Linked DNA regions of Homo sapiens: region 1 is linked to region 2. Evidence: read pairs that join two places in POLR2A ChIA-PET (ENCODE). Cell type or tissue: K562. All regions are shown on one strand. Each heading gives the region's core, and the rest is flanking DNA. Links, peaks and the distances in the headings are about the cores only. Region 1 overlaps NUP210L (nucleoporin 210 like). Region 2 holds the start of S100A7 (S100 calcium binding protein A7).

The links. Peaks named below come from ENCODE experiments on the same cell type or tissue, not always from the same donor. Only the 100,000 strongest peaks of a DNase experiment are listed, where the experiment ranks them.
Region 1: POLR2A ChIA-PET joins it to region 2 with 7 read pairs; 2 of 35 experiments call an interaction of 5 or more read pairs at or near these places.

Annotation. Positions count from the first base shown.
Region 1 is chr1:154,014,425-154,030,770 of GRCh38, forward strand. NUP210L (nucleoporin 210 like) reads right to left here. Exons shown (of 40, transcript NM_207308.3): 28 at 15,472-15,630; 29 at 13,082-13,173; 30 at 11,118-11,292; 31 at 8,698-8,873; 32 at 7,702-7,919; 33 at 4,509-4,645. Among named protein-coding and RNA genes, the nearest start is that of RPS27, 32 kb to the left of the region's middle. In K562, for the core only: no CTCF peak of the experiment used is centred there; no DNase peak of the experiment used is centred there.
Region 2 is chr1:153,444,675-153,461,020 of GRCh38, forward strand. S100A7 (S100 calcium binding protein A7) reads right to left here and starts at 15,977. Exons shown (of 3, transcript NM_002963.4): 1 at 15,934-15,977; 2 at 14,199-14,356; 3 at 13,070-13,296. The coding sequence starts at 14,339. The coding sequence ends at 13,132. It also overlaps the pseudogene S100A7P2. In K562, for the core only: no CTCF peak of the experiment used is centred there; a DNase peak (open chromatin) is centred at 7,917.

The sequences.
Region 1 (16,346 bases), core at 4,383-12,382, 570 kb after region 2:
TTTTTCTAGTACTCTTTTCATGCTACCTCTGTCCTTGAACCTCTTATCTGCTTATAATACAAGTTCTTTTTGGATGTTATCCAAATTTTCCCTCTCTACCCTTATTAATTTTGTATTGAAGTTGCCCTGATTTATTCATTAGTCTTCAAGCACAACATGTACTTTTATTTGCCTATTGTAATTATTTGTGCCATGTATGTAATTGTTTATGTCACCACTAGACTATGAGCTCCTCAAAAGAAGGCACCAGATACCATGTGCACACATATTGAGTAACTTACTCATCTATAAAGTTGGGGCCGGGTGCAGTGACTCACATCTGTAATCCCAGCGCTTTGGGAGGCTGAGGCAGGCAGATCATTTCAGGCCAGGAGTTTGACACCAGCCTGGCCAACATGGCAAAACCCTGCCTCTACTAAAAATACAAAAATTAGCTGGGTGTGGTGGCACACACCTGTAGTCCTAGCTACTTGGGAGGCTGAGGCACGAGAATTGCTTGAACCTGGAAGGTGGAGGTTGCAGTTACCAGAGATTGTGCCACTGCACTCCAGCCTGGGCAACAGAGTGAGATTCTGTTATAAAAATAAATAAATAAAATAAAACAAAGTTGGGAAAATACTTTTTTTTCTTCAACTTTTATTTTAAGTTCCAGGGTACATGTGCAGGATGTGCAGGTTTGTTACATAGGTTAATGTGTGCCATGGTGGTTTGCTGCATAGATCAACCTATCACCCAGGTATTAAGCCCAGCATCCATTAGTTATTCTTCCTGATGCTCTCCCTCCCTCCATGCCCCACATATTTATTTTGCAGAGTTAAAAGTGATACAATTAAAAGTGATAGGTGTACTGGATGTTAAAAAAAAAAAAAAAAAAGACTGGGCTAGATGTGGTGGCAAACACCTGTAATCCCAGCACTTCGGGAGGCTGAGGCAGGTAGAACACTTGAGCCCAGGAGTTCGAGATCAGCCTGGGCAACAGGGTGAAACCCCATCTATCCAAAAACACAAAAAATTGGCTGGGCACAGTGGCTCATGCCTGTAATCTCAGCACTTTGGGAGGCTGAGGTGGGCAGCTCACTTGAGGTCAGGAGTTCGAGACAAGCCTGGCCAACATGGTGAAACCCTGTCACTACTAAAATACAAAAATTAGCTGGGTGTGGTGGCAGGTGCCTGTAATCCCAGCTACATGGGAGGCTGAGGTAGGAAAATTGCTTGAATCCAGGAGGCAAAAGTTGCAGTGAGCTGAGATTCCGCCACTACATTCCAGCTTGGGCAACAGAGTGAGACTCTGTCTCAAAACACACACACACACACACACACACACACCCCACAGAATTAGCCGAGTGTGGTGGTGTGCACCTGTGGTCCCAGCTACTCAGGAGACTGAGGTGGGAGGATCACTTGAGCCTAGGAGGTGGATCTGAGTGATCTGAGATCACACCACTGCACTCCAGCCTGGGTGACACAGCAAGACCCTGTCTCAATAAATAAATAAATAAATAAATAAATAAATAAATAAATAAATAAATAAAAATAAAAAAAATAGATGGCTAGGTGCAGTGGCTCATGCCTATAATCCTAGCACTTTGGGAGGCTGAGGCAGAAAGATGACCTGAATCTAGGAGTTTGAGACCAGCCTGGACAACATAGCGAGACCCTGTGTCTGCAAAAAAATAAAAATAATTAGCCAGGTATGCTGGCACACACTTGTGGTCCTGCTACTTTGGAGGCTGAGGCAGGAGGATGGCTTGAAACCAGGAGTTTGAGGCTGCAGTGAGCCATGATTGCATCATTGTATTCCAGCCTGGGCAACAGTGAGACACTGTCTCTTAAAAGAAAAAAAAAAGATGAGAAGTGCCAAGCCCATAGTAGATACACAAAAAGTTGTAGCTACCATGTTTGAGGAATGAAAAAAGAGGATCAAAGAAGTGCTTTGGGCAAAGAGGAAGGAGACATTACATATATTTAAGAAGGGAATAGAAAATATTTCATTAAAAAAATCCCTTTATTGTTTACCTATCTCACCTACTCAAGAATATTACTCCCTCCAGCAATCCTCTGACTTACATCAAATTTTCTGTTTCCACTGAATCATTCCCAATCCACTATTTCTCTCATAAAAAAAAAAATCCACAAAACAAACTCTTAACCCCAACTCCTTAAAAGAGCTTTCTATATTCACTGTCTCCAAGTCCTTTTCTCCAATTCTCCAATCAAACATTCATTCAGGTCACTCTGTCTGGGCACAGTGGCTCACGCCTGTAATCCCAGCACTTTGGGAGGCCGAGGCAGGCCTATCACTTGGGCTCAGGAGTTCGAGACCAGCATGGGCAACATGGTGAAATGCCATCTCTATCAAAAATACAAAACAAAACAAAACAAAACAAAAAAATTAGCTGGGCATGGCGGCATGCACCTGTAGTCCCAGCTACTAGGGAGGCTGCAGTGGGAGGATAGCTTGAGCCCAGGAAGCAGAGGTTGCAGTGAGCTGAGATCACACCACTGCATTTCAGCCTGGGCAACAGGGCGATACTCCATCTCAAAAAAAAACAAAAAAACACGCACAAAAAAGCCTGGGCGCAGTGGCAGCTCATGCCTATAATCCCAGCAATCTGGGAGGCGGAGGCGAGCAGATCACATGAGGCCAGTAGTTCGAGACCAGCCTGGCCAACATGGTGAAACCCTGTCTCTACTAAAAATACAAAAATTAGCTGGGGGTAGTGGCACGTGCCTGTAATCCCAGCTACTCAGGAGGCTGAGGCATGAGAATTGCTTGAACTCAGGAGGCAGATGTTGCAGTGAGCCAAGATTAAACCATTGCTCTCCAGCCTGGGCAATAGAGCAAGATTCTGTCTCCAACAAAAAAAAAAAAAGGGGGGGGCTCAGGTCACTTTGCTGAAGCTACTCAACAAAGTCACTAGCACCAGTCTCCATACTGCAAAAACCATCAGTCATTTCTCAATTTTCAGCTTAACCCATTAATAGTAATGATGGTTGATCACTCCCTCTTTCCTTGAAATACTTTCTTCATTTGCCTTCCAGGATACACATATCTCTAGATTTTCCTCCCATTTCACTGGTTGTTTCTTTCTTTCTTTTTTTTTTTTTTTTTGAGAGAGTCTTACTCTGTTGCCCCGGCTGGAGTGCAGTGGTGTGATCTTGGCTCACTGCAACCTCTGCCTCCTGGGTTCAAGCGATTCTCCTACCTCAGCCTCCTGAGTAGCTGGGATTACAGGTGTGTGCCACCACGCCCAGCTAATTTTTGTATTTTTAGTAGAGACGGGGTTTCACCATGTTGGTCAGGCTGGGTCTCGAACTTCTGACCTTGTGATCCACCTGCCTTGGCCTCCCAAGGTGCTGGGATTAGAGGCGTGAGCCACGGCACTAAGCCTGGTTGTTTCTTATAAGTCTTTCTTATTGGTTCTTCTCTCAGAGCTCCCTTTTTCCCTTTTGTTTCTTTCTTTTTCCATTTGCCACTAATCAAAAGGCAATCAGAACTCTTAAGATTGAAGTGCTCCCAGAACTTAGTACTTAGGTCTTTTTTCTCTTTTTTTTTCTTTTTTTTGAGAGCGACTCTCACTCTGTTGCCCAGGCTGGAGTACAGTGGCTTGATGTCAGTTCACTGCAACCTCCACCTCCCAGGTTCAAGAGATTCTCGTGCTTCAGCCTCCTGAGTAGCTGGGACTACAGATGTGAGCCACCAGGCCCGGCTAATTTTTGTATTTTTAGTAGTGATGGGGTTTCACCATGTTGGCCAGGCTGTTCTCGAACTCCTGACCTCAGGTGATCCTCCCACTTTGGCTTCCCAAAGTGCTGGAATTACAGATGTGAGCCACCGCGCCTGGCCTTTTTTCTATTTTACATTCATTCTTTGGTGATCTAATGGCCTTAAATATCTCTATTCCAATGACTCCCAGACTTTTATATCCAGCAACCTCAACATATCCAGTTGACATTTAATAGACATACCCAATTTTACATATCCAAAGATGACTGCTTTTCCCTCCAAGACTGTTCCACCTACAGTCTTCCCCATTTCAGTTGACGGTAATGCTGTCCTTTCAGCTGTTCAACCAAAAACCTGAATCATTCTGGATTTTCTTATGTTCTAGATATAATCTGTGAGGAAACTCTATTGGCTCTACCTATAAAATATACCTAGAATCTGATCAACTTCTTATCACCTCCTCTGTCACCACCCTGATCTGCCAACATATGTCACCTGGATTACCGCAGTAGACTCCCAAATGGTCTTTCAACTTCTACCCTGGTGTCTAGTGTCTAGTGCCAACCAGTACCCACTGTGATCTCTTAAAACACAGGTAGTCATTCTGCTGGTTAAGAATCCTGAACACTGTTTAGCTTTGTGTTCCAGTAAAGTTTGCTGGCTGGCTTTATATCTGTTTTATGAGTGTATTTCCTTTCCTAAGATGTATTTTCTCTATGCATATCCTCATATGTGGCAATAGTCACCCTAGTCTCTTAAACTCTGATACAGTTATGTTTACCTCTCGATATGTTTTCACTACTCCTGGGATGTCATGAAAAATCATTGCAGTCCCCGGACTCCTGGCCACTCCTACTCCAGTGACAATGTCTGTCTGTAGAATATTGTTGGCAGAAATCATCCATATCCCAGGTTCACCTAGGAAAAGACAAGAGAAAACACTTGGCTGAAGCCTTTGATATAAATCACTCTGGACTTATTCATACTCCAAATCAGTAAATTTTTCAAGCATGCAGATATCTCTTCCCAGGAGAAACAGCCAGCTTTGAAGATAACTGTTTTCTCAGTGTCAGGTTCCTCTTCGTATATCATGCCAGCAAAATAAAGAATCATAAGAAGAGCTACGTAGTTGGAGAATGTAACTGTTCTCCTTGGGAAAAAGAGAAGCTCTTTTTACATACAGGGATAACTTTCTGAATAAATTTTGTTTAGAAGCTACTAAGGACAAATTTGCTTTGAGCTACTGATTGATGACAGCAAGAAGACTGCAAAAAAGTGACCATGGCAAGAGAAAGGATTTGTTTATTTTGGCTTAAGTCTAAAGATGGCCGAGGAATGCCAAATACTGGGTTAGAGTTTGTACTTAGCCTGCAGGATTACTGATCCTGGCATATGGCTCTTTCCTTCATCACATGATGAAGCCTCCCAAAATTCCAGATTGGAAGACTATGGGACAATCCTGTCAAAAATATAGCTAAAAAGAATAAAAAATAGGCCGGGCACGGTGGCTCATGTCTGTAATCCCAGCACTTTGAGAGGCCGAGGCTGGAGGATCACCTGAGGTCAGGAGTTCGAGACCAGCCTGACCAACATGGTGAAACCCCATCCTACTAAAAATACAAAAATTAGCCAGGCGTGGTGGCGCATGCCTCTAGTTCCAGCTACTTGAGAGGCTGAGGCAGTAGAACCACTTGAACCCAGAAGGTGGAGGTTGAAGTGAGCCGAGATCACACCATTGCACTCCAGCCTGGGTGATAAGAGTGAAACTCTGTCTCAAAAAAACAAACAAACAAACAAAAAAAGAGAGGGTAAAAAATACTCTGCTTCATTGACAAGGGATTTATAATCAGGGGATTGTAACTCTCATTGCCAACCTTAAAGTAGGTTTAGCTCATTGGTCCTGGATTGCATGTTGGTAGTGGTTGTTTGCAAATCAGCTGTTATAGCATTGGGGGATTCAGCTGTATAGAGCCCCTTTGTATCAAGGTCCAAAATACGTATTAATGTTAAAGTCAGGTCCAACATTTACATCACTTTACCTAAACATATGTATCCATAGTTACCAGAAGAGGCTGCAAAGCCAAAACCATACATTACTACAAGCAGTTCTTACTTGGATGTACACATCCAGGCAGTGTACACCACTTTGGGATATGATATTTGGAAACCCAAAGAATTCACACTCATTTCCTAACCAAAGAATGATTTCCTTTTCTTTTTTTTGAGACACAGCCTGTCATCCAGGCTGGAGTGCAGTAGTGCGATCATAGCTTACTGCAGCCTTGATCTCCTGGGCTCATGCAATCTTCCCACCTCAGCCTCCCAATAGTTGGGACCAGAGGCATATGCCACTACACCGGGATAATTTAATTATTACTATTATTATTATTTTTGAGACAGAGTCTCGCTCCATCACCCAGGCTGGAGTGCAGTGGTGTGATCTTGGCTCACTGCAACCTGTGCCTCCTGGGTTCAAGCAATTCTCCTGCCTTGGCCTCCCAAGTAGCTGGGACTACAGGCACATGCCACCATGCCCAGCTAATTTTTGTATTTTTAGTAGAGACGGGGTTTCACCATGCTGGCCAGGATGGTCTTGAACTCCTGACCTTGTGATCCGCCTGCTTCAGCCTCCCAAAGTGCTGGGGTTACAGGCGTGAGTCACTACACCCGGCCTTAATTTTTGTATTTTTAATAGAAACAGGATTTCACCATGTTGGCCAGGCTGGTCTTGAACTCCTGACTTCAGGTGGTCTGCCTGCCTCGGCCTCCCAAATGTTTTCTATGATTTTATTTTATTTATTTATTTTTTGAGATGGAGTCTCACTCTGTTGCCAGGCTGGAGTGCAGTGGCACGATCTCGGCTCACTGCAACCTCCAACTCCCAGGTTCAAGCGATTCTCCTGCCTCAGCCTCCCGAGTATCTGGGACTACAGGCGTGTGCCACCATGCACAGCTAATTTTTGTATTTTTAGTAGAGATGGGGTTTCACCATGTTGGCCAGGATGGTCTCGATCTCTTGACCTCGTGATCCCGCCACCTCAGCCTCCCAAAGTGCTGGGATTACAGGCATGGGCCACCGCACCTGGCTTATGATTTTATTTTTAACTCAGTACTTAGGACAGAAATGCTTTGTTTTCAAGAGTATAGTTGGCCAGGGGCCAACCCCTTGTATAAAAAATATAAAAATTAGCCAGGCGTGGTGTTGTGTGCCTGTAGTCCCAGCTACTTGGGAGGCTAAGGCAGGAGACTCGCTTGAACCCAGGAGTCAGAGGTTGCAGTGAGCAGAGATCATGTCACTGCCCACTGCCCTCCAGCCTGAATGACAGAGTGAGACTCTGTCTCTAAAAAAAAAAACAAAACAAAGTATAGTTTATCCGGGTAAAAGAAAAAACCTTATTACAATGATGATATGTTAGGACTTAGGCCTTCAAATGTGCCTCACAAAATAGCATACACATAACTAGTTCTTAGAACTAAAGCCTTATTGCCCTTTCCTTCCTGTTATCCTTTACTGTCCTTCAATATAGTAATTACCCTCCTTCAAAAGCTGGGAATGGAGGAGAAGACACAGTACCCTGCACTATCTACATAATATAAAATAGAGCTATGTATCCAATAGACTCTTGATCAATATTACTGGCTGGCTTCTAATTGGCTGGCTATTGAGTGAAACAGGCATTAAGCTAAAAATTATCAGTAACATTACAAATAATAAAATACTCAAAATTATTTTCTTTCTCAGAGAGTCCCTCAGATTTTAGATAATTTGGAAAAAAATATTCTAGGGGATTAATTGCTTTCTTGAACTTCTGGCCTTAAGTGACCTCTCCAGCTTGGCCTCCCAAAGGGCTGAGATTATGGGTATAAACCACTATACCAGTCCAAGGGATTAATAACTGCTTTTTTTTTTAATAACTGCTTTTTAATCCCCACAACTATCAATTGTAAGTTTGAGAAAGGGAATGTATACATACCATGCTGGCTGACAAGGTGAGTACTGAAGCAGATGATATCTCCAACAAAGGTAAGCTTGGTGTCTGGCTCAATGGCATGCTCTACAGCAACAGGAATATAATCTGCCATGCCTGGATGTCTCCGGTCCCAAAGCCCCACAAGTGTCAGCCCTCTGTTCACAGCCTGGGCCATGTAAGTATAGTTCTTATTCCCTGGTCCAATATGCAGCAAGTCATCTCTGCAAGTAGACATTAAAGGTAGAAATCTTTAAAAAGAGACAATAGTTAGAAAATAGTTCTGGAGAACACCCTACCACATTTTATATTCAACAGCTCAGAAGTTCAGAAGGAATTCCACAATAAAGAGTAAGTAAGTATGGGCCAAGGATCAGTCTATTACCTTCATACGTATAGTTCCCAGGAAGGCTTTTTTTTTTTTCCAGTAAAGCCTTTTGATAATAATACTCCAGTTAGCTCCCTATGGATCTTTTAGTGAATTAGAACTTGACAGATTTAAGATATCCTGCATTTTTTCTTAAGTGACAACTAATACCATTGCCTAAGTCTGGTCTTTTTTTTTTTTTTTTTTTTTTAAGACAGTCTTAATTGGTCACCCAGGCTGGGGTGCAGTGGCGCAATCTCTGCTCACTGCAACCTCTGCCTCCTGGGCTCAAGTGATCCTCCCACCTCAGCCTCCCTAGTAGCTGGGACTACAGGCACACGCTACCACACCCAGCTAATTTTTGTATTTTTGTAGAGATGGGGTTTCACCATGTTGTCCAGGCTGGTCTCGAACTCCTGGGCCCAAGTGATCCTCCCTCCTCAGCCTCCCAAAGTGCTGAGGTTACAGGTGTGAGCCACCCACCTGGCCTCACTTAAAAAAATTTTTTTTAACAAAAGAAAGATCAACTTCCAAATTCAGAATGTGAGAGGAATTTACTGGAGCTGCTATATAATACTAGCCTAATATGCAAGATTTCTACCATAGTGTCAATACCATTCCTTTGACTTCCATACCTGTTCAGAGCCAGATAAAGCTGGGTATTGTGTGTGTGGAATTTCTCTCCGATACTATTATAAAACTGAACAGTGAAGGTAAGAGACATGCCCAAGGGAAATGCTGACAGGGTCCTTCCTTGGGCTGTGTATAGCTTGGGTTGGCTGCTCACTCGCAGGTATGTCACCGGTGCTACCTGTGGGAGACAAAACCTACTGGTACAGAGAAAGATGCACTGGAGAAGTGCTGCAACCATATTCTGAGACTTATAATCAATGATAAAGAGTGATGTTTCTTTTCCATAGGAAATAGCTTTTGATGTGAGATGACTTAAGTCAGAGTGAAAAGAAATATGACAGCATAGCAGCATAGGAAATTCTTTTCTTTTTTTTTTGAGACAGAATCTCACTCTGTCACCCAGGCTGGAGTGCAGCGGCATGATTTTGACTCACTGCAACCTCTGCCTCCTGCATTCAAGCAATTCTCCTACCTCAGCCTCCCAGGTAGCTGTGATTACAGGCATCTGCCACCACGCCTGGTTAATTTTTCTATTCTTAGTAGAGATGGGGTTTCACCATGTTGGCCAGGCTGGTCTCAAACTCCTGACCTCAAGTGATCTGCCCGCCTTGGCCTCCCAAAGTGTTGGAATTATAGGCGTGAGCCACTGTGCCCGGCTTGAAATGGGTTTTTAATTTTTTTTTTTTTGAGACGGAATTTTGCTGTCTCGCCCAGGCTGGAGTGCAGTGGTGCAATCTCAACTTACTGCAACCTCCGCCTCCTGGGTTCAAGCAATTCTCTGCCTCAGCCTCCTGAGTAGCTGAGATTACAGGCGCCCGCCACAATGCCCGGCTAATTTTTTTGTATTTTTAGTAGAGATGGGGGTTTCACCATCTTGGCCAGGTTGGTCTTGAACTCCTGACCTCGTGATCCACCCGGCTCGGCCTCCCAAAGTGCTGGGATTGGCGTGAGCCACTGTGCCCAGCCAGGTTTTTAATTTTTAAAGCTGTGGGAATGTGAAGAGAAGCTGGAGCTTTATGAGGAAAGGACTATAATTCATCCATTTCATGCAGAGTGCTCAATATTTATGGTTAAATAATCAATTACTTATCAGGAACACAATCTATATTGTGTTTTCACACTGTAAGAGAGCTGTGATACAGTAAGTGAAGCCCGCGTTTGAATCATAGCTTTATCATTTCATAGCCTCATGTAACTTTTCTGGGTCTCAGGTTTCTTATCAGTTAACAGTTAGATGGGGATAATAATGCCTACCTCATAGGGCTTTTGTGGTAGTTAAAAGAGATAATATACATACAATGACGAACATAGTATATAGTAGATGTTTAATGTCTAAAATTTTTTTTCGTGTTAAGACTAACTTATCTCTGAGGTCTTTTCTCAATTTTTTAATTCTTGTAGCAAAGCTTAATTTTTTAAAAAGAAACAGATTGTTGCTTTGTTTTCCAGGCTGCAGTGCAGCAGTTCAATTGCAGCACAAAGCAGCCTCGAACTCCTAGGTTCGTGTGATCCTCCACCTCAGCCTCCCAAGCAGCTAGGACTGCAGACATGTGCCACCAAGCCCGGCTATTTTTTTTTTTTTTTCATTTTTTGTAGAGATAGGGGTCTCATTATGTTGCTCAGGCTGGTCTTAAACTCTTGGCCTCAAGTGATTCTCCTGCCTCAGCCTTCCAAAGTGCTGGGCTTACAGGCGTGAGTCACCCAGCCCAGCCAATTTTGATAGCAATCATTCTACACTCCTCCGATACCAGTCCTTTTGCCAAAGCTGCTAGGAAGACAATCATATAAATTTAGGCTGATCTGTTTTTTTTTTTTTTTTTTTTTTTTTGAGATGGAGTCTTGCTGTCGCCCAGGTTGGAGTGCAGTGGCGTGATCTTGGCTCACTGCAGGCTCCGCCCCCCGGGGTTCACGGCATTCTCCTGCCTCAGCCTCCTGAGTAGCTGGGACTACAGGCGCCCGCCACCTCGCCCAGCTAATTTTTTGTATTTTTAGTAGAGAAGGGGTTTCACCGTGTTAGCCAGGATGGTCTCGATCTCCTGACCTCGTGATCCGCCTGCCTCAGCCTCCCAAAGTGCTGGGATTACAGGCGTGAGCCACCGTGCCCGGCCAGGCTGATCTGTTTTATAACAAGGGCTCTAAAGTTCATTTTAATTTTATGGCTTATAACCATGTCAAGACTGGCCTCTTATAGGTTCATTTCTGACTCCCAGAGAGTTTCTTCTTCTTCTTCTTCTCCTTTTTTTTTTTTTTTTTCTGGTTCATGTTCTCTCATGATACAGAAGTTTCTAATTCTTTTCTTTTTCTTTTTTTCTTTAATGGCATGATAAGAAAATTTCTAGTTTTTTAAAAAAGAAACTCTGCTTTTTAAGGCCAGGGTATGACTTTTATTTATTTGTTTTTTTTAGTAAGTCCATGAACTCACCTGGACCCCAGTTATGGTTGTTTGGTTGACTCCAAAAGGTTCTATAGAAGTGACTTCCAATACAGCAGTACCTGCAATGGAACCAGCTTTCAGGAGCCCTTCACCATCCTCCTCAATGACGGATGAATTAGGGAAACACTTGAGAACACGAGAACTCACGAAGGCAGCTCCTTCCCTAGGGAACAAGGAAAGGAAGTGGCATCTTTTTGGGGTCCTGTCTGACCAGAGAGAAAAGAGTAAAAATTTCCAGGATTACTGTTAGGGGATGTACTCGAGAAAACTGCTTGCCATTCTCCACGTGTGTAATTATTTGTTCCTCAGGTAAAAGTCTGCCTTTGGATTATGCTTATTTCTTTAAAATCAAATCTTATTACATATTTATAATTAAAGAATTATTTAGGCCGGGTGTGGTGGCTCATGTCTGTAATCCCAGCACTGTGGGAGGCCAAGGCGGGAGGATCACCTGAGGTCAGGAGTTCAAGACCAGCTTGGCCAACATGGTGAAACCCCGTCTTTACTAAAAATACAAAAAAAAAAAAAATTTTTAGCTGGGCATGATGGCGGGTGCCTGTAATCCCAGCTTCTCGGGAGGCTGAGGCAGGAGAATGGCTTGAACCTGGGAGGCTGAGGTTGCAGTGAGCCGAGATGACACCATTTGCACTGCAGCCTGGGGGACAAGAGCAAAACTCCGTTTCAAAAAAATAATTATTCAGCCAAAACAATTGAAAGCAGGTATTCAGGTAAATACTTGCAAATGAATATTCATAGCAGCACTATTCACAATAGCCAAAAGGTGAAAACAACCCAAATTTCTTTTCTTTTTTGAGACGGAGTTTCGCTTTTGTTGCCCAGGCTGGAGTTCAATGGCGTGATCTTGGCTCACTGCAGCCTCCGCCTCCCGGGTTCAAGTGATTCCCCTGCCTCAGCCTCCTGAGTAGCTGGGATTACAGGCATGTGCAACCACCCCTGGCTAATTTAGTATTTTTAGTAGAGTTGGGGTTTCTCCATGTTGATCAGACTGGTCTCGAACTCCCAACCTCAGGTGATCCACCTGCATTGGCCTCCCAGAGGCCTGGGATTACAGGCATGAGCCACTGTGCCCAGCCCCAAATTTCTATTAGGAGATGAAATTATAAACTAAATGTGGTATTTCCATATAATGGAATACTATTCAGTCATAAAAAGGAAGAAGTACTGATACATGCTACAACATGGATGAACCTCAAAAACATTATGCTAACTTAAAGAAGCCAACACAAGGCTGGGCGTGGTGGCTCACACCTATAATCCCAGCACTTTGGGAGGCCGAGCCGGGAGGATCGCCTGAGGTCAGGAGTTCAAGACCAGCCTGGCCAACATGGTGAAACCCCATCTCTACTAAAAATACAAAAATTAGCCAGGTGTGGTGGCAGGCACCTGTAATCCCAGCTACTCAGGAGGCTGAGGCAGGAGAATTGCCTGAACCTGGGAGGTGGAGGTTGCAGTGAGCTGAGATTGTGCCACTGTGCGCTGGCCTGGGCAACAGAGCGAGACTGTCTCAAAAAAAAAAAAAAAACAAAAAAAAAAAAACAAAAAACACAAAACGTTGCATACTGTATGATTCCATTTATATGAAATACATTCAGGATAGCTAATACCGTACACAGAAAGCAGATTAGTGATTGCCAGGGGCTGCGAGGAGGAAAGAAAGAAGAGTGACTGCTTCACAGGTATGGGATCTCCTTTGGTGGTGATAAAAATATTTGGAACTAGATAGAGATGCTGAATACACAATATTGTGAATGTACTAAATGCCACTGAATTTTACACTTTACAATAGTTTTACATTATGGGAATTTCACCTCACACAAAAAATTATTTGGGAAAAATCTCCTAGAAGGCAAAAGTGTTCTTTCTATGTCAATGTTTTACTGAAAATACTTAAGCTTAGATCCTGGCACTTCCTTATTCTCCCTTTTCCTTACCTGTTGGTATGGAGTTTGAGCTGAGAATTTATAGGCATCAGAATCTGCTCTGGTTGGCACTCTGGATAGAAGAGTTGGAGTTTTTCAAACACCTATAATGAGAAAATGTTTTCCTCATTTTTGGCAAAGACAAATTATGACTTTTACTTACATATAGACTTCAGTATAATCCCGAAGAGATTACATGCAAATAAATGACAACTACGAATCAACAGTCTGCCTAACTTCTAATTAGTCTAAAATCGTCCACAATACTCCTCTCCAAAATGAACCAGGCACTCAAAACGTAACTAGATATTCTAGAAGATATAACCTAATGTTAGCCCTGTTTCTGACTCTGAGGGACTCAGCATGTAGCAAAGTTTACACTTACCACATCTTCCATATTGCTTAGATATTAGGTATAAAAATACTTTGAAATTTCTAATTTTGGCTCTGGTAAAATGACATGAAGTTTGGGGAAAAGAACTTATAATATTAAATTAGCATGAAATAACATCCAGGTCTTCCACCTTCTAGTAAAGTGCTCCTTCCTCTACTTCACATGGAATCAGAGAACCAAAGCCAAAATAAAGGAAAAAATAAAACAGGAAAAGAAAAAAAAAGTCTCAAAATCAGAGGCAGTGAAACTTACTCGACCCATATAAGTGATAATTTGTTTTTTGAATTCTAAAAACAACAGAGCCATTTAGCTTTTAGCCCAAGAATATCTGTAGAAACTATTCATACTCTTACACCTTATCAAAAGTTAGAATTATGTTTTATCCTAACTGTGAATATATTTAAATGGACTTATATCGGCTGGACGCGGTGGCTCATACCTGTAATCCCAGCACTTTGGGAGACCAAGACGGGCAGATTACCTGAGGTTAGGAGTTTGAGACCAGCCTGGTCAACATAACGAAACTCCATCTCTACTAAAAATACAAAAAGTAGCCAGGCATGGTGGCGCATGCCTGTAATCTCAGGTACTCAGGAGGCTGAGGCAGGAGAATCACTTGTACTTGGGAGGTGGAGGTTGCAGTGAGGCGAGATCATGCTACTGCACTCCAGCCTAAGCAACAGAGTGAAACTCTGTCTCAAAATAAATAAATAATTAAATAAAAATTGTTAATGGACTTATAATATCTATGTCAGGTGGAGTGGATCAGAAATGAATCCCTCTCTAGTTACTATGGTGTTCATATCCTGTGTTCCTGATATGGGGAGTTGAAGGGAGTGTGTGTGCTACAGTTTCTTTTCTTTTTTTTTCCAGACTACTCACCTGCAAGTACTAATAGTTTCTAATGTTAATAGTATATAAAAGCAGCCGGGCGTGGTAGCTCACGTCTGTAATCCTAGCACTTTGGGAGGCCAAGGCGGGTGGATCACTTGAGGTTAGGAGTTTGAGACCAGCCTGGACAACGTGGCGAAACCCCGTCTCTACTAAAAATACAAAAATTAGCCGGGCATGGTGGTGCACGCCTGTAATCCCAGCTACTCGGGAGGCTGAGGCAGGGAGAATTACCTGAACGCTGCAGTGAGTGGAGATTGTGCCACTGCACTCCAGCCTGGGTGACAGAGTGAGACTCTGTCTCAAAAACAAAAAACAAGCCAGGCATGGTGGCTCACACCTGTAATCCCAGCACTTTGGGAGGCTGAGGCGGGCAGATCACGAGGTCAGGAGATCGAGACCATCCTGGCTAACACAGTGAAACCCTGTCTCTACTAAAAATACAAAAAATTAGCCGGGCATGGTGGCAGGCACCTGTAGTCCCAGCTACTTGGGAGAATGAGGCAGGAGAATGGTGTGAACCTGGGAGGAGGAGCTTGCAGTGAGCCAAGATCACACCACTGCACTCCAGCCTGGGCAACAGAGCAAGACTGTCTCAAAAAAAAAAAAAAAAAAAAAAAAAACCACAAAAAAACAAAAAACAGGCCAGGCACAGTGGCTCACGCCTGTAATCCCAGCACTTTGGGAGGCCGAGGCAGGAGGATCACTTGAGGTCAGGAGTTTCAGACCAGCCTGACCAACATGGAGAAACCCCGTCTCTACTAAAATTACAAAATTAGCTGGGCTTGGTGGCACATGCTACTCGGGAGGCTGAGGCAGGAGAATTACTTGAACGCAGGAGATGGAGGTTGTGGTGAGCCGAGATTGTGCCATTGCACTCCAGCCTTGGCAACAAGAGCGAAACTCCGTCTCAAAACAAAACAAAACAAAAACAAAAAACAAAACTATATACAAGCAATTAGCAGGAATTATAAAGATCTAGGAAGTACAAACCTGTTCCAGGAATCGCTCTAACAATTATCTGTCTCTATCCAGACTAAGCTCTTTGTTGATGGTAAGAGAATATAACTTTCTTATCCTTAATATACGAAAATAAGATTTAGATTTGGAAGCTTACCAGGATCTGTACTTCATCAGAGAGTTCCAACAAATTCCCCTCAAACTGCCCAGAGGAACTGTTCATGCAGTGAACAGTGACCTTGATACTGGTCCTGCCTGCTGCTTTTGTATGGACAACCATGGCAAAGTTATGCTCTACTGGGAGCTGTAGAAAAACCTAGACAGTGAAGGGATAGATTAAGAAATATTCATCAATAAACATGGTGTCCTTCCTTTTTTTTTCACTTTTTTAATATTAAATTTTTTTTTAAATTAAAAATAAAAAGTCAGGAAAGGGTGGGAGGGGGCGAGGGATAGAAGACTACAAATAGGGAGCAGTGTATACTGCTTGGGTGATGGGTGCACCAAAATCTCACAAATCACCACTAAAGGGCTTACTCATGTAACCAAATACCACCTGTACCCCAATAACTTATGAAAAAATTAAAATTAAAAATTCACTCAGCCTGGAGTGCAGTGGAACAATCTCAGCTCACTGCAGCCTCGACCTCCCGGGCTCCAGTGATCCTCCCACCTCACTCTCCCTAGTAGCTGGGACTACAGGGGCACACCACCACACTCAGCTAATTTTTGTCTTTTTTGTAGACATGGGGTTTCGCCATGTTGCTCAGGCTGGTCTTGAACTCGTGGCCTCAAGCGATCTGCCCACCTCAGCCTCTCAAAGTGCTGGGATTACAGTTAATTTTTTGTTTTTATTTTTAATCTTTGTGGCTACGTTGTAGGTATACATATTTATGGGGTACATGAGATACTTTGATACAGGCATAGAACCTGTAATAATCACATCAGGGTAAGTGGGGTATGCATCACCTCAAGCACACTTTAAGTTGAAACCTTTTTTGGTTTTTTTTTGAGACAGGGTCTTGTCCTGTT
Region 2 (16,346 bases), core at 3,465-11,464:
CACGACTTCCCCTCCCTCTCCTCAAACATTTATTCCCTCCTCTGGATTTCATCTGGACTGAAGGATTATCAGATTCCTTCTGCTCCATCTCAGGGCTGCCTCTCACCTTCCCTGAAGCCCCGGCCCTCACTCCATTCCCTTCCTATCCTGTCTCCTCTCATCCCTGTTCCCCATAGTCTCAGACGTTAGAAAGCAAGCCAGGTGACCAGCATCCTTTCCTGCAGCTTACTGGACACGGGAGCTGAGGAGCTGCTGAAGGGCTTGCTCAACCTATGTCACAAATACACCCGAGATTAAGATGCCATGGGCAGATCTGGCTGTCCAACATCATGCATTTCCCCCACCTTCCTATCGGCCTGTGTGAGCAGGGACCCAGCGGCTGGGTGGGAGTGGGGCAGGAGTGCACGGCACCCATGGCCCTGACTGGCCTGAGAACCAGCTCATGGAGAGGCACCGATGTGGCAGGCTGGCGAGCATCTCACACCTCCCCCCAGCCACCTGCACCTCTACTCCTGAATGGAAGGTGTGTAGTAGACAGAGTCCAGGATGGGGTGAGAAGACCCAATTTCCTGCACAGCCCCTGCTGTTTACTTATTTCTCTGTTACAAATATGTAAACACCAACTCAAGGAGCCTTAGTTACCTTAGATGTAAAAATGAGGACAATGTCACTTATTTCCTGGGATTGTTATGAACATTTAAATGAGGTAAAACACATGCGATGCTTTGTAAGATGGGAAGAGGGATAGTGGTGTTAACGATTGTTATTAGACAGTCAGCAGGCTAGGTGACTTGTGGGTCGGGAGAAGGTCTCCTGGCTTAAAGTATCTCTCTTCTGTCTGTAAAAAAATTTCCCCCTTTAGATTCAACTCTTTGGGTTCATCTCCTCCTTCTGGAAGCTTCTTTTCATGTACCCCTGGGAGCAGTAGTGACACCACAGAATCATAATGCCAAGTGAAATGAGGCAGCCCTAAAACCCTGGAGAGTTTTTGATTCCCACTCACTATAACATCTAACTTCACCATTAAACCATTAGCACCCACTGACCTCACTGGCACAAGTAATGCAACAGATTGAATCACAGAGAGTGAGCTCTGACAAGGAGGGGATTCAGAATTGGTGTATTTTGATGGAATGATGAGGAGAGGAGTGGAGGTAGTTTTTTTGTTTGTTTGTTTGTTTGTTTTTTTGCTTGCTTGCTTGCTTGCTTGCTTTTTTTAGATGGAGTCTCGCTCTGTCTCCCAGGCTGGAGTGCAAGGGTGCAATCTCAGCTCACTGCAACCTCTGCCTCCCAGGCTCAAGCAATTCTCCTGCCTCAGCCTCCCAAGTAGCTGGAATTAGAGGCACGTGCCACCACACCTGGCTAATTTTTGTATTTTTAGTAGTGATGGGGTTTCACCATGTTGGCCAGGCTGGTCTTGAACTCCTGATCTCAGGTGATCCACCCGCCTCGGCTTCCCAAAGTGCTGGGATTATAGGTGTGAGCCACCACACCCAGCCAAGTGGAGGTAGTTTTGAGACTGGGGTTCAAAGGGTACTGGCCCATGTAGAATGAATATTGGGCATTTCAAGGGGCACAGGCAGACCCAGCCTCAGAATTTTTAGATCTCCTATGCATGCTCTCATTTGAGCCAAGAGTCACCAGTTAAAATGCCAGGGTCAGGGCTCCCCATCCCATCCATTACGGCTGTCCCAACCCCACCCTCCTGCAACCCCCACCTTACCCCCTACATATTTCCCCTTAGCCTCTGCCATCCCCTTCTCATCTTCCTAGTCCAGCCCCAGGTTGTAACCTTCCTTTTGTTTGATATCTTCTACTCAGAGGAAAAAAAAAAAAGAGCCCGATTTCTTAGAAAAGTTGTTTAAGAAGGACAGGAATCATGATGAGGAGATCAGTTTTTTTGAGTTTCTCTCCAGTGTTGCTGCAGTTGCTAAGGAGTTACTCTATTAGTTCCATGGCCAGAAGCCTTGTTCTGAGGGTTACAGATGACCAAGCTCAAGCCCAGCCCAGCCCAGCCCATGGGCTCTCCACCCAGACCCCAACATAGCAGACACCAAGAGCCAGTAAACTGGTCCCTTTCTCTGGTTGCTGTGTTATTTTCCTCTTTCTCTTTGGTCATGCATATTGGCACTACAGTAGATTCTTGATTAGCTACTTTATCTTTTTTTTTCTTTTTTTTTTTTTAGACAGTCTTACTATGTCACCCAGGCTGGAGTGCAGTGGCGGGATCTCAGCTCACTGTAACCTCTCCTTCCCGGGTTCAAGCAATTCTCCCGCCTCAGCCTCCTGAGTAGCTGAAATTACTTGTAAGGTATAGTGCCCGCCACCATACCCGGCTAATTTTTGTATTTTTAGTAGAGGCAAGATTTCACTATGTTGGCCAGGCTGGTCTCGAACTTCTGACCTCAAGTGATCCACCCACCTCAGCCTCCCAAAGTGCTGGGATTACAGGGGTGAACCATACGTATTTTTTTATGTGGGTTTTCCCTTCTTTTATAGGTTTGGACACACACGCACAAACGCACACACATAAGCACTCAATTTTTGTGGTTACCTTTGAAATTTTAACTTGCTTGCAACATAAACTAGACTAGAGTTAATCAATATCTCTTCTCTCCACCTGAACAATCTAAATAATTCACTTTAAATTTAGAGACTTCCCTTCTGGCTTATATGCTATTTTTTTTTTCAGTTTTAACTCTCCTTAAAAATTACATCCATGTGGTGTCAATTAACAGATTCCTCAGCCTCTCTCTTCCCTTTGTAACTCAGTAGATCTAGAGCCTTAAGCATATTCAGGGTTCAGGTTTTTTAAAGCAGATTACTTCAAATGTGGGGTTGTCTACTATCAAGAGTACATGTCTGAATGTCTTTTTCTTATGTATCAGCTATGAATGATCATTGTCCCTCCTTTAGGAATGATTATTATTTGAGACAGTGTCTTGCTCTGTTCCTCAGGCTGGAGTGATGTGGCAGGATCATGGCTCACTGCAGCCTTGACCTTCCTAGCTCAAGTAATCCTTCTGACTCACCCTCTTAAGTAGCTGGGATTGCTGGTGTGTGTTAGCATGCCTTGCTAATTTTTTATTTTTTGTAGAGATGGGCATCTCACTATGTTGCCCTGGTTAGTCTGGAAGTCCTGGGTTCAAGGGATCCTTCCACCTTGGCATCCCAAAGTGCTGGGATTAGACATGTGAGCCACTGTTCAGGGCCAGGAATTATTATTTTTGATTTACACAAATATTTAACTATGATTACTCACTTGTTTGCTATTTCCATTATTTATCATTCTTTGTGCATTAGGGTAGTTTTCCCTTTACTTGCAGTACTGTACTTGCTTTTGAGGTTTCTTTAGTAAGAGTGTGGTGGGGGTTAAGTCGTCTTAGTTTTGTATATCTGAAAATGTCTTTATTTCATCCTTTTAAATTTTTTTAAATTATGAAGTAATTTTTCAGACACATTAAGAATAGAGAAAATAGTGTGATAACTCCATATGTATTCATTGCCCACTTTGATGATGGTCAATACATGACCATCTTGTTCCACTTATAGTACCATCCACTCCTATCCTTCGTTTTTGTTGGGCAAATTCCAAACTTCATATAATTTCATCTCTAACCATTTCAATTTGTATTTCTAAAAGATAAGGACAACCTAAGAAGCCCATAATCACAATGTTACTATCATATCTAAAAATAATTAATAATATTTCTTTAATATAATCAAATATCCTGTCAATATTCACATTTTTCCAGTTGTGATGGATTTTTTTTAAGTTTACTTAACCAGAGATTAAATAAGTTACATACAGTATATCTGATTGATACGGCTCTAAAACCTTTTCGTTGTTGTTTTCTTTCTTTTTTCTTTTTTTTTTTTTTTTTTTTGGCTTTTTGTTTTTTGTTTTTTCTGGGGTTTTTTGTTTGTTTGTTTTTGTTGTTTTTCTTGTTTTTGTCGTTGTTGTCGTTGCAAGACAGAGTTTTGCTTTGTTGCCCAGGCTGGAATGCAGTGGTGCAATCTTCGTTCACTGCAACCTCCACCTCCCAGGTTCAAGTGATTCTCTTGCCTCAGCTTCTTGAGTAGCTGAGATTACAGGCATGTACCACCACACCCGGCTAATTTTTGTATCTTTAGTAGAAATGGTTTTTCATCATATTGCCCAGGCTGGTCTCAAACTCCTGGCCTCAAGTGATCTGCCCGCCCCGGTCTCCAAAAGTGTTGGGATTACAGGCATGAGCCACAGCACCCGGCCAAGGCTTTTTAAATGTGCAGCTTCACTCTCAATTTCTTCTTTTTCTCCTTTCATTTTGTTGTTGTTGTTGTAGAAAGTGGGTTATTTTTCCTGCAGAATTTCCTACAGACTGGAGTTCCTGATTGCATCCATGTGGTGTCAATTAACAGATTACTCAGCCTCTCTCTTCCCTTTGTAACTCGGTAGATCTAGAGCCTTAAGTATATTCAGGGTTCAGGTTTTTTAAAGCAGATTGCTTCAAATGTGGGGTTGTCTACTATCAAGAGTACATGTCTGGGTGTCTTTTTCTTATGTATCAGCTATGAATGATCATTGCCAACACTGGGTAAATCCAACTCTGCCTACACTTCTGCAGATAAACCAGTCTGGATAAAAAATGTGCTTACCTTGTTGACTGGTCACACTTCAAATTCATGACCACTAATCCAACTGCACTTTCAATACAAATAAGAGAGTATTTGCATATTTCAATGACCCCATCTACCTTCTTATCAGAATCAGTGGCCATACACTCTGCCTTCCCCCAACTACCATGAATTTTTTATGTTCCCAGCAGAGGTCCATCCGTCCTCTTACACTACATCCCATTCCCCTTGCTTTTTTCACTCACTACAGAAATTCTCCTCTTTTTCTTATGCACCATCATTTTTTCTGTTTTCTGGTCTTTTCATTCTGTACAAGTATACTGTTATTTGTCTGACCTTAAAGAATTATTTTGACTTCATTCTCCTCTGCGATCTTCTCAATTCTCTGCTTCCATTTACAGCAAATTTTTTTAAGAAAAGAATTTTTATGGATATAAAATATTTGTACGTACTTATGGGGTACATGTGTGACATTTCTATCACCTCAAGTATTTATCATTTTTATGTGGTGGGAATATTTGAAGTCCTCTCTTCTAGCTATTTTGAAATATACAATACACTGTTGTTAACTATAGTTGCCCTACTCTGCTATCAAACATTAGATCTTATTTCTTCTATACAGCTGTATGTTTCTACCCACTTAGATAAAAGAGAAGCAACAAATGGTGAGTCGATCACTCTAATTTTCTCCTTTTGAGGCATGCGTGTTTTCACAAGTTGTACAGGACAAGAGGTACAGCCCATCAGAATATTTTCGTTCAAAACCTAAATAGCTAATCAGAGCCTTTAGGAGATAAAAATCAGAGCTCAGAGTATTTCCAAGGTAGAGGTACTATCTAAACATTCCAGGATTTCAGTTAGAACCCCTAAAGTGCTACTCCTAGGAATAAGTATATGGGTCCCTTCACCCCACCCACCCACTTTCCCAGCCTCTAGTAACCGTCATTATACTCTCTACCTCCATGAGATCAAATTTCTTAGCTCCCACAGATGAGAGAGAACATGTGATATTTATCTTTCTGTGCCTGGCTTATCATCTCTGGGTTTGTTATATCTTCTATTTTTCTCTTTTTACCAGTTTCTTTCTTTTTTTTTTTTTTTTTTTTGGTGCAGTGGTGAGATCTTGGCTCACTGCAACTTCTGCCTCCCAGGTTCAAGCGATTCTCCCACCTCAACCTCCCAAGTAGCTGGGATTACAGGCACATGCCACCACGCCCGGCTAATATTTGTATTTTTTTTTTTTTTTTTTTTTTTTTTTTTTGGTAGAGACAGGGTTTCACCATGTTGGCCAGGCTGGTCTTGAACTCCTAGCCTCAAGTGATCCACCTGCCTGGGCCTCCCAAATTGCTGGGATTACAGGAGGGAGCCACTGCACCCAGCTGATTTTCTATTTTTATCTTCTCTCATGGTGTACTTGAATATTTTGAATGTTAAACATTGAAAATGAAAATTTTTCATTTCAGGATATGGATGATTTTCTCTCCCTCCAGAGAATTTTCTTTAGCTTCTGGAAAGCAATTAGAGTAGCAGATTATTTAAATCCAATCTGGGATAGAGTTAATTCAAAACTGAATTTTAGGATTTATATTTCTGACCCATATACTTATTCCTAGGAGTAGCGCTTTAGGGGTTCTAACTGAAATCCTGAAATGTTTAGAAGGTACCTCTACCTTGGAAATACTCTGAGCTCTGATTTTTATCTCCTAAAGGCTCTGATTAGCTATTTAGGTTTTGAACAAAAATATTCTGATGGGCTGTACCTCTTATCCTGTACAACTTGTGAAAAGACGCATGCCGCAAGAGGAGAAAATTGGAGTGATCGACTCACCATTTGTTGCTTCTCTTTTATCTAAATTCTTGGCTTTTCAAGTTCTGGCTGTGTTGGAAGTCCTCAACACTAATTTTAATCTCACCAGCCCTGAATGACTATTAAAGTCACAAACAATCTTCTTTGTCTCTTAGAAGTTACTTTCTGTTTGGTTTTTAACTTCTTTGTTCAAACTACTTGACAACTGATAAATTTCTCAGGAAGAGAAGCAGCTTTAATGTTCAGTGCATTGATCGAGTCTTCTTTCTCTTGGATAACCAGAGCCTTCAAGTCCTGGTCACTTTGGTAGCTTTCTGTTGCTTCGAAGCAGATAATTTTCTGATTTTTATTCATATTTTTATATGTTTTATTGGGATAATTAGTCTGCAACAAAAATATTCCAAAGCCAGAAACAGACATATTGGCAGTAATGTTGAGCTATAGGACCTCTTGTTACTGTTGGTAAGAAAACAATAGTCAAGCCAAGAACACATAGAATCTGTGTCCCAGGTAGCCTATTTTTTGGAATATATATATACTCCAAAAAATATTCGCACAGATACATAAGGAAATATATATAATGATGTTCCTTATAGTATTGTTTGTGATGGTAAGGAGTGGGAGGCAATATGAGGGTCGGGAAGGTGTCCGTGGTGGAGTGGATAGGCAAAATACCGTGGCTGCACATTATAGAGTAAATGCAGCTCAGATGTTATAATTCTAACTGTGCATAGAGCAATGTGGATATGAGTTGGAGTTCCACTGTAAATTTCTTTAAAGTTACATTGTTGGATTGCATGAAATAAAGGCTCTCATGCTCTTCTATGTAATTCCCAAAGAAGCCGGTTGGTTCACATAAACTGCTTTAATTTAGTTTGAAACAGGGTAAAGAATAATAAAAGATTTAAAAAATACTTAAATAGAAAAATGAACCTAAGAAACCACTCTACTAGAAATTGAGTTTTAATATAAAATTGAAAATAATGGTAAATAAATGATGCTCCTAGTGAAAAGCAGTAATTATTTAATCCAGTAATATTGAGGCCAAAGAAAAGAGAGCACTGAAGCTTATCTGGTGCTGGTCAGAACTCTTGTAAAATACAAGTTACAAAAACAATAAAATATTACCTCACACTTAGTTAAATATATAGACATATGTATTCTCTATGATGCATCAACCCCTTTTCTGGGCATGAATACCAAAGAAACTACCTCACAGATCCATAAGGGGACATATACGAGTCTGCTGTCATGGTGTGGTTATAGTGACAATGTGGAAACAATCTGGTTGTTTATCAAACACATGGTCTTCTATGATTTTCTGCTCCTTTTCACATTGTTCCCTTTGCCCTCTTTTCTTCCTGGAAAGTTAAGATCACTCTTCAGGAGCCTACTGAAAAACCACCTGCGTGCGGGGGAATATAAGAGATTCCTGTAGAGAAGGTTGAATAAATGTCAGTCAGAAGAAAGCAACGAGAGGCAGGAGTGACGGCACAGTGAACTCAGCACCACGGACAGCTCACAACACTCTGGGTATATTTATGCGATATACACAAGTTACTGGACCAGCCTGCCCAACATGGTGAAACTCTGTCTCTACTAAAAATACAAAAAAATTAGCCGGGCGTGGTGGCAGACGCCTGTAGTCCCAGCTACTCGGGAGGCTGAGGCAGGAGAATGGCGTGAACCTGGGAGGCGGAGGTTGCAGTGAGCCAAGATCGCGCCACTGCACTCCAGCCTGGGCGACAGAGCAAGAGTCCGTCTCCAAAAATAAATAAATAAATAAATAACAAAAAAATTCAAAAAGTAGTCGGATGTGGTGGCGCACATCTGTAATCCCAACTACTCGGGAGGCTGAGGCAAGAGAATTGCTTGAACCCGGGAGGCAGAAGTTGCTGTGAGCCAAAATTGCTCCACTGCACTACAACCTGGGCGACAGAGTCAGACTTCGTCTGAAAAAAAAAAAAAAATTATTGGAATGTTTTAATATCAGAATTTCTTGGGACCATTTGGAATTCCAGAATCTCTTTCACATCAGCTGTCATGTGAGTGTGGGCATACAGCTGTCAATTATTCTTTCTCTTTAGTACCAATATAACGTACAGTAGCTACTAATCACCCTAAATCAAGTAAATTCTTGCTCTGGTATGTGTTAGAACAAAGGTTGAATTTTTCTTTTTTTTATGCTTTAAGTTTTAGGGTACATGTTCACAACGTGCAGGTTTGTTACATATCTATACATGTCCCATGTTGGTGTGCTGCACCCATTAACTCGTCATTTAACATTAGGTATATCACCTAATACTATCCCTCCCCCCTCCCCCCACCCCACAACAGGCCCCAGTGTGTGATGTTCCCCTTCCTGTGTCCATGTGTTCTCATTGTTCAATTCCCTCCTATGAGTGAGAACACGCGGTGTTTGGTTTTTTGTCCTTGCGATAGTTTGCTGAAAATGATGGTTTCCAGCTTCATCCATGTCCCTACAAAGGACATGAACTCATCCTTTTTTATGTCTGCATAGTATTACATGGTGTATATGTGCCACATTTTCTCAATCCAGTCTATCATTGTTGGACATTTGGATTGGTTCCAAGTCTTTGCTATTGTGAATAGTGCTGCAATAAACGTACGTGTGCATGTGTCTTTATAGCAGCATGTTTTATAATCCTTTGGGTATATACCCAGTAATGCGATGGCTGGGACAAATGGTATTTCTAGTTCTAGATCCCTGAGGAATCGCCACACTGACTTCCACAATGGTTGAACTAGTTTACAGTCCCACCAACAGTGTAAAAGTGTTCCTATTTCTCCACATCCTCTCCAGCATCTGTTGTTTCCTGACTTTTTAATGATCACCATTCTAACTGGTGTGAGATGGTATCTCATTGTAGTTTTGATTTGCATTTCTCTGATGGCCAGTGATGATGAGCATTTTTTCATGTGTCTGTTGGCTGCATAAATGTCGTCTTTTGAGAAGTGTCTGTTCATATCCTTTGCCCACTTTTTGATGGGGTTGTTTGTTTTTTTCTTGTAAATTTGTTTGAGTTCATTGTAGATTCTTGATATTAGCCCTTTGTCAGATGAGTAGATTGCAAAAATTTTCTCCCATTCTGTAGGCTGCCTGTTCAGTCTGATGGTAGTTTCTTTTGTTGTGCAGAAGCTCTTTAGTTTAATTAGATCCCATTTGTCAATTTTGGCTTTTGTTGCCTTTGCTTTTGCTGTTTTAGACATGAAGTCCTTGCCCATGCCTATGTCCTGAATGGTATTGCCTAGGTTTTCTTCTAGGGTTTTTATGGTTTTAGGTCTAACATTTAAGTCTTTAATCCATCTTGAATTAATTTTTGTATAAGGTGTAAGGAAGGGATCCAGCTTCAGCTTTCTACATATGGCTAGCCAGTTTTCCCAGCACCACTTATTAAATAGTGAATCCTTTCCCCATTTCTTGTTTTTGTCAGGTTTGTCAAAGATCAGATAGTTGTAGATATGCGGCATTATTTCTGAGGGCTCTGTTCTGTTCCATTGGTCTATATCTGTGTTTTGGTACCAGTACCATGCTGTTTTGGTCACTGCAGCCTTGTAGTATAGTTTTAAGTCAGGTAGCGTGATGCCTCCAACTTTGTTCTTTTGGCTTAGGAACAAAGGTTGAATTCTGATCAATATGACACTAATACCTGTGCCCTTAGGCCTTGCTCTAAAATGTCCTCCTTCCAATGCAGAATGACACATTGCCCCCACCCTATTCCTTGACATTCTTTTGAAAAAATATTGGATGAAATCAAACCAATTTTCTATCTGGTGCCTGTTTGGAGCTCTGGGCTGTGGTTGCGGAGATGGTCTGGCCCCCTCTCCTCTTTATATCCATCTGCTTCTGTTCTATAAGCCACCTTGGTGAGTTTGGAATAACACAGTTCTCTTGACAACCTGCCATAGCAAATCAGCAATATCTCAGGATTTGGGATCTTAACTAGGAACTGCATGCCACACATGTGTCCCTACCCTGTGATCACCTCTCTGGGATGACATGGGTGTGTAAACAGAATATCCAAATAGATGTGATGAGTCCTGCATTGACATAAGCATGGAGAGTGTGAAATAGTCTCAGGAACATTAGACAAGGCTCCCTTGAGAAAGAAGGTGATTTCTAATCCTAGACAAGAAGATGAAGAAGTATTTGTCCACACACTCCATCCTAATTTTTATGTGCCATTGCCATTGGATGGAATATTATCAGGTGAAATAAGAACTGGAAAAATAAAGGGAGGGCAGGCCCACATTAGGAGTGGCCAGTTGCCTTCTGGACTGTAGCGATGGATTGAAGGTCCAGCAACCCCACCCCAGGGAGACCCTCTCTTCTTTTGGGAGATCAGGACTTGAGTCAAGCTCTTCAGTCATTTGCATTATTCTTTTTGGCCTAGTTCCAGATTCTGGTTTCCAGAATCTCTCCTAAGCTTCACAACCTGCCTCCCAAACTGAAGTTTTTAGATTTTCCACTGCTGTTTACATGAGGTGGTATTGACCAGAATTTGCACAAGTGCATTTTATAATAAAAAATTATATAGAGTACTTATTATAAGCTGGGATCCAGTACTGCTATATGCTGGGTAACCAGGAGATCTGAGTTAACAGTGTTTTCCTTCCATGATTCCAAGTCTGCATGGAAAGACATCAAAGAAATTTGAGGTAATGTAGCCACTACAGTAGGAGTGGGCTCAGGGTGAGGGAAGTGCAAATGAGGCAGAGATCATTTCTTTGGGGTGAAGGGATAGTGGTTCACCATCTAAATGTCTAAGAGAAGTTGACATTAAAGCTCTGTCTTGAAATGTAAGTTAATGAGACAGATGACTTATTAAATGACATCCAGCAGAGGCAGCATTTGAAAGACTGGTATTGAGGCACGAAATACTGAGATATATTGATGGGGGGAGGTGTTGCGCATTCTTGGAATAACAGCAGCTGGGTGAACAGGAGGGATTCAGAGAGTGCTGGGGAGAGAGGAAGTCAGGTACCCACCCTTGGGACCCTGGCATGATGGTTCTGAGCAGTGACCTGCAGTCCTGGTGAAGGAGAGAGGAGGACAACGGGGGAAGATGGTCCTGGTTTGGAGATCTTCAGGGAAGGTGTGGCCCAAGGAAAGTGGGCAACAGAGCTAAGAGAGGAAAGAGAGCAATTCTGGGGTGGATGATGGGGACAGGCTACATAGAGAAGGCAGCAGGGGTCTGGTAAGAAAAAATGAAAGCCCAGGGACTGCAGTCCTCTGTGAGTTCCAAGAACAGGTGGAATGAGAATGAGAAAGGGAGAGAAGAAAACTAATGGTCAGACATTGGGATTTGGAGGTGAAAACTGCAGATCAGTCCTGAAGGCTGACAAGGTGCAGAATATGTTCAGGAAGGAAGATTCCTGATGAGGAGAGGAGATGCTGGTCTGTGAATAGAGGTGTGAGTGTGGAGTGGAACAGTCATTCACAAGAACAAATAACTCATCCTACACACTTCTGCTGGGGGAATGGAATGAGAATTTTTGAGATGGTTGCCTGATTCCTCTAAGAAGAATGTTTGCCTGATTGAGACGTTAGCTGGAGATTGACCAGGGTGGTAAGAATGATAGGGACAGATGATGTGAGCCTCTAGGGAGAATACTAAGAGCAGTTGCACAGAACATGGCCTGGAAGTGACACCAGGTGAACACTGACCCTGTGTTGTGGCCTGCATGGAGAGACCCACCAGTGCTCTGCTAGGACAGCACTGTGCCCTGCTTGTTTCTGCATCCTCAGCCCATAGCACACTGCCTGGCCTGGAGTAGACTACCAATAACAAACTACTCCATTACCTGCGAGATAGAGGTGCTGCAATTTCTCATCACAGTCAGCATGAGCTCTCTGTGTCAGTCCTTAGGACATTTCCGTGGTGCTGCCTTATTCCGGCTAGACTCCTTATTTGGACTCCTGGACTACTTTGAGCTCCTCAAAATCTGGAATATTCATTTATCACCAGAAACCCAGTCCTGGCATTTAGCAAACCATCGAGGACAGCTCAGCTTCAAGATGACTCCCTCTCACTTCCACAGGGTCACCCACTTAGGCACATGCACACAAGTGCACAGCACAGAGAGAGGACACAGCCCCTGGAGCCCAGGCCACAGGACAAGGGAGCTCATCCTCAGGGAACTACTGAGCATCCCATTCATAGCCACAAGGGCCCTGAGCCTGATGCCATCCAGGAATCCCTATGTGAGTGGTTTCTGTTTCCCCAAGCCCTGGAGAACAGCTGGGGCAGGAGCGGGAGGGCAGGAGCACACTGAGAGATGCCAGCCCCTTCTCAGTGCGGTATCTGAATGTGTCTGAATGACCCTGGTCCATGCCTTGACAAGGAGGAACATTGCTGTGATCTGGCAGGAGCTTTCCACTGACTTCCACCTGGAACCTGCCATGGTGGCTGCATTTAGGGAGCGGGGCAGAAGCAGACACCAGGACCTGTGTGAGAGGCAGCTCAGCTCTGCTGGAGGCCATAGGGGGAACGTTGCTGGAGGGACATTACTCCTGGGTGACCCACTGGATGGGGGTGGGGGAAATTCTCCAACAAAGTTAACCTGGAATTGGTAGTTTTGACAACGTAGGTCACCAAAGAGAAGAAGAAAATAAGGCAAGTGTCTGGTGGGAGAAGACATTTTATTGTTCCTGGGGTCTCTGGAGGCCCATTGGTGGGGCTGGGTCACTGGCTGCCCCCGGAACAGGGCGCTGCTCCATGGCTCTGCTTGTGGTAGTCTGTGGCTATGTCTCCCAGCAAGGACAGAAACTCAGAAAAATCAATCTTCTTATCCTCATTCTTGTCCTTTTTCTCAAAGACATCGGCGAGGTAATTTGTGCCCTTTTTGTCCTGTGAAGAGAAAAACATACAAAATAGAAAAATTCAATCACAAACAAGTTTTGGGCTGGGAGGGAGAGGAGGAGGCAGAGATACAGACAAGTACCTAGATCTGCACAGGCATGGTGGCGGGGCTGAGAGCACAGGGTGAGTGGGTGAAGTTGGGGTGAGGACGTGAGTGTTATCCCTGGAGTTCTCTAGGGAGTCTTTTTGTCTCACACCTCAGGATGGGAGGCAGGTCCTGTCCCAAGGTGCTCTGTTAAGTGACCTTGGGGAGAGCAGTCCCCTGCCCCAGCCTCACTCTTTCCCGTCCCAGCCTCTAAGGGCACTGCCTACCTTAGTTCTACCCCAGGGCCTCAAAATTGGCCCTCATGCTTTTGTTCTCTTCTTTCTCTGGCCTCCTCTCCTTTCTTCTCCTTTTCCACCAAACTCATCTTCTGGGTATCCTACTCTTGGTCATCTAGACCCTTTGGTACCTAGTAGCCCACAGTTTTTTTTCAGATTTGCTAATGAGTCTTGTTTATTGCAAAGAGGGCTATTGATTTCTACTAACAATGGAACTTCTAGTGCTTTCCCAGTAATCTCAGGGATGTTGATGTGGGGCCTTTGGGAAACAGGACCTGAGCATGTGAGTTTCAGTCTCACAGAGAGAGGGTCAGTGAGTGCTGGGAGGGGACTGTGCACTGCCCTCAAGCTGCACACTTTGCTGACCATCTAATAACCTCCTTTATATCTGTATAACTCTTTCCCATTTTCATACTTTTTTGCCTACCATCCTTAGATTCACATATGATCCAAGTAATAAAGCCCTATTTGCAAATGGGAAATTTTTTAATCAGAGGGTGAGGGTGATCTGTCCAAGGCCACATAGCAAAATGTATCCTCCAACATTGAGAAGCTAGACACCGACTCACACAGGCACTAAGGAAGTTGGGGAAGTTCTCCTTCATCATCGTCAGCAGGCTTGGCTTCTCAATCTTGTCATCACGTCTGGTGTATTTGTGAAACATGTCGATCATGCCTATTATGGACCTCTCAGCTTGAGTGTTGCTCATCTTTGCTTTCAAAAAGCCTTCAGGAAATAAAGACAATCATTTTTTTCCCTTCATTTAAGTTAGGGTCTCTATTTGGGAGTGCTGGAAGGAGGGCTGAGGACAGAGTAAAAACACGGATAAGGTGTAGCAGAACGAACTCAATTTTTTTTTAATGTGATGGGATAAGTTGCTCAAAAATGAGAGGGTAGGACCAAGTCTGAGACCTGGCCCATCCTGGCCAGGGCCAAGAGGAGATGCAGGTGGATGGCGGAAGTCCAGCTGTGGACAGTGCTTCAGAGAGGGAGAAGCAGGGAGAGTCGGGCGCCAGCAACACATGGAAGAACTAAGCTGGGACACCCCAGCCTCAGCCAGCACATGGCAGACCCCACTCTTAAAAGAGCACCAAATCCATCTCCTCCAGCTTCACAGTCGGGGTGACAGTCATGGGGGCAGGACAATGGCCTTGGTGATCTGGTGTCTGACCCTCCTCGGCTGCTTCAGGAACCAGACACCGTGGGCCCCACCTTGACTCAAGTGCAAGCCCTGCATGACACGGTGTGTGCAGGCTCCAGGTGCACATGTGAGCGTGGACGTGAGTGTTAGCAGGAAACACAGTCCTGTCCCGAGCACAGGGGGCCCTTCTTGTATTCCCTTGGGAACGAGAAACAGGAATGGCCTCTGTTACAAGGAACAGAAATAACTCTCTGGTTCTTAAGCTGCTGGACGGGGTGGGAGTGAGGTGGGAGTCACTTCATGTCTGCTCTTGGGAATTATCTGCACCCTCTGAATCACCAAGCCTTGACTGTTTAAATAAAAATGTCTGACTTCCCAAAGCAGATCTTTCAGCCAGTAGTCAGTCTGGGCTGGCCTGCACCCCAAGCCTGAAAAATAGGACAGTGCAGTTCTCACTTCCCACACTTTCCAAAGAACCAGGAAAGGACCTTGGCTAATGCATATGGGTGTCTGACAATAAACCCCCAACACCTCTCAATGCAGGAGAAAGCTCCATGCCGGCAACTGACTAAGAGGAGCCACCCAGAGCTTTTTTGAATCTGAGGCCAAGGCCAGAGGGCAAGCCCTGTGCCCAGAGGGTGACTGACAATTTGCAGGTTGTGGTAGGGAGTGACGGAGCGTTGGTTTCTCAATACCTTACCCAGGTAGGGGCAAGCCATCTGGCCAGGGCTATGCTGTGTCGGGGTCCCAGGCCTGGGGGTTTGGAGAGCCTCCAAAGCATTCACAGGGGACCCCTAGCCCTCCACCCTCTGTGGAGCTGGAGCTGGGGAGGGGATTTAGCAACCGGGACCCCAACAGGAGGATGAATCCAGGGAGGAAGAGGACAGGGAGGGTCCTGTGCTCAGGTCCCACTGGGGACATTTCCACAGGAGTTGCCTCAGGAGATCCCAAAGGAGCAATGGACAGGTCTGGTTCAGCCACCTGGTTATACAGACGTGGGCTTTTGGGGTCAAGTGAAGGTCACACAGCCCAGCTAATGGCAGAGCTGGCCTAGACCCAGGCTTCTGAGTCTTTGTCCACAGCCCTTTCCCTTCCTACAGGCAGCATGGCAGGCCAGGCACTGGGCACTTCTAGAAAACGCAAAGAGGCAGGTGAGACTTACCAGAGCTGGGAAGCGTCACGAGTAGAAGGATGAGTGAGATGTGTGTGTTTGGACAAAGAGCAGTCCTTTATAAGGCTCAGCCTGGCTCTTCCCAGGGGCTGGGAGGCCTGGGGCCACCTCTGTCATCTGTTTCTTGGAGGCTTGCCCCACATCAGGTGGGTGGGACACACCCAGGAGGCTGTGCTCAGGATTTCTGGCCAGTGTCCCAGGTCACCAGGTCCCACCCCACCCCAGAGACCTCACCTGGAGTCTTCTCTGGCTCAACCTTGATTTGAGGGTAAGGCAGCGGTACATGTGTAGTAGCAGGTCAGAAAATGGGAGAAAAGAGCACTGGGCCTCTGGACCCAAAGAGGATGGAGTTTCAGACTCCTGAAGGCAGCATGGTCTTGTTTGTTCCCTCCCCTTATCCTTCC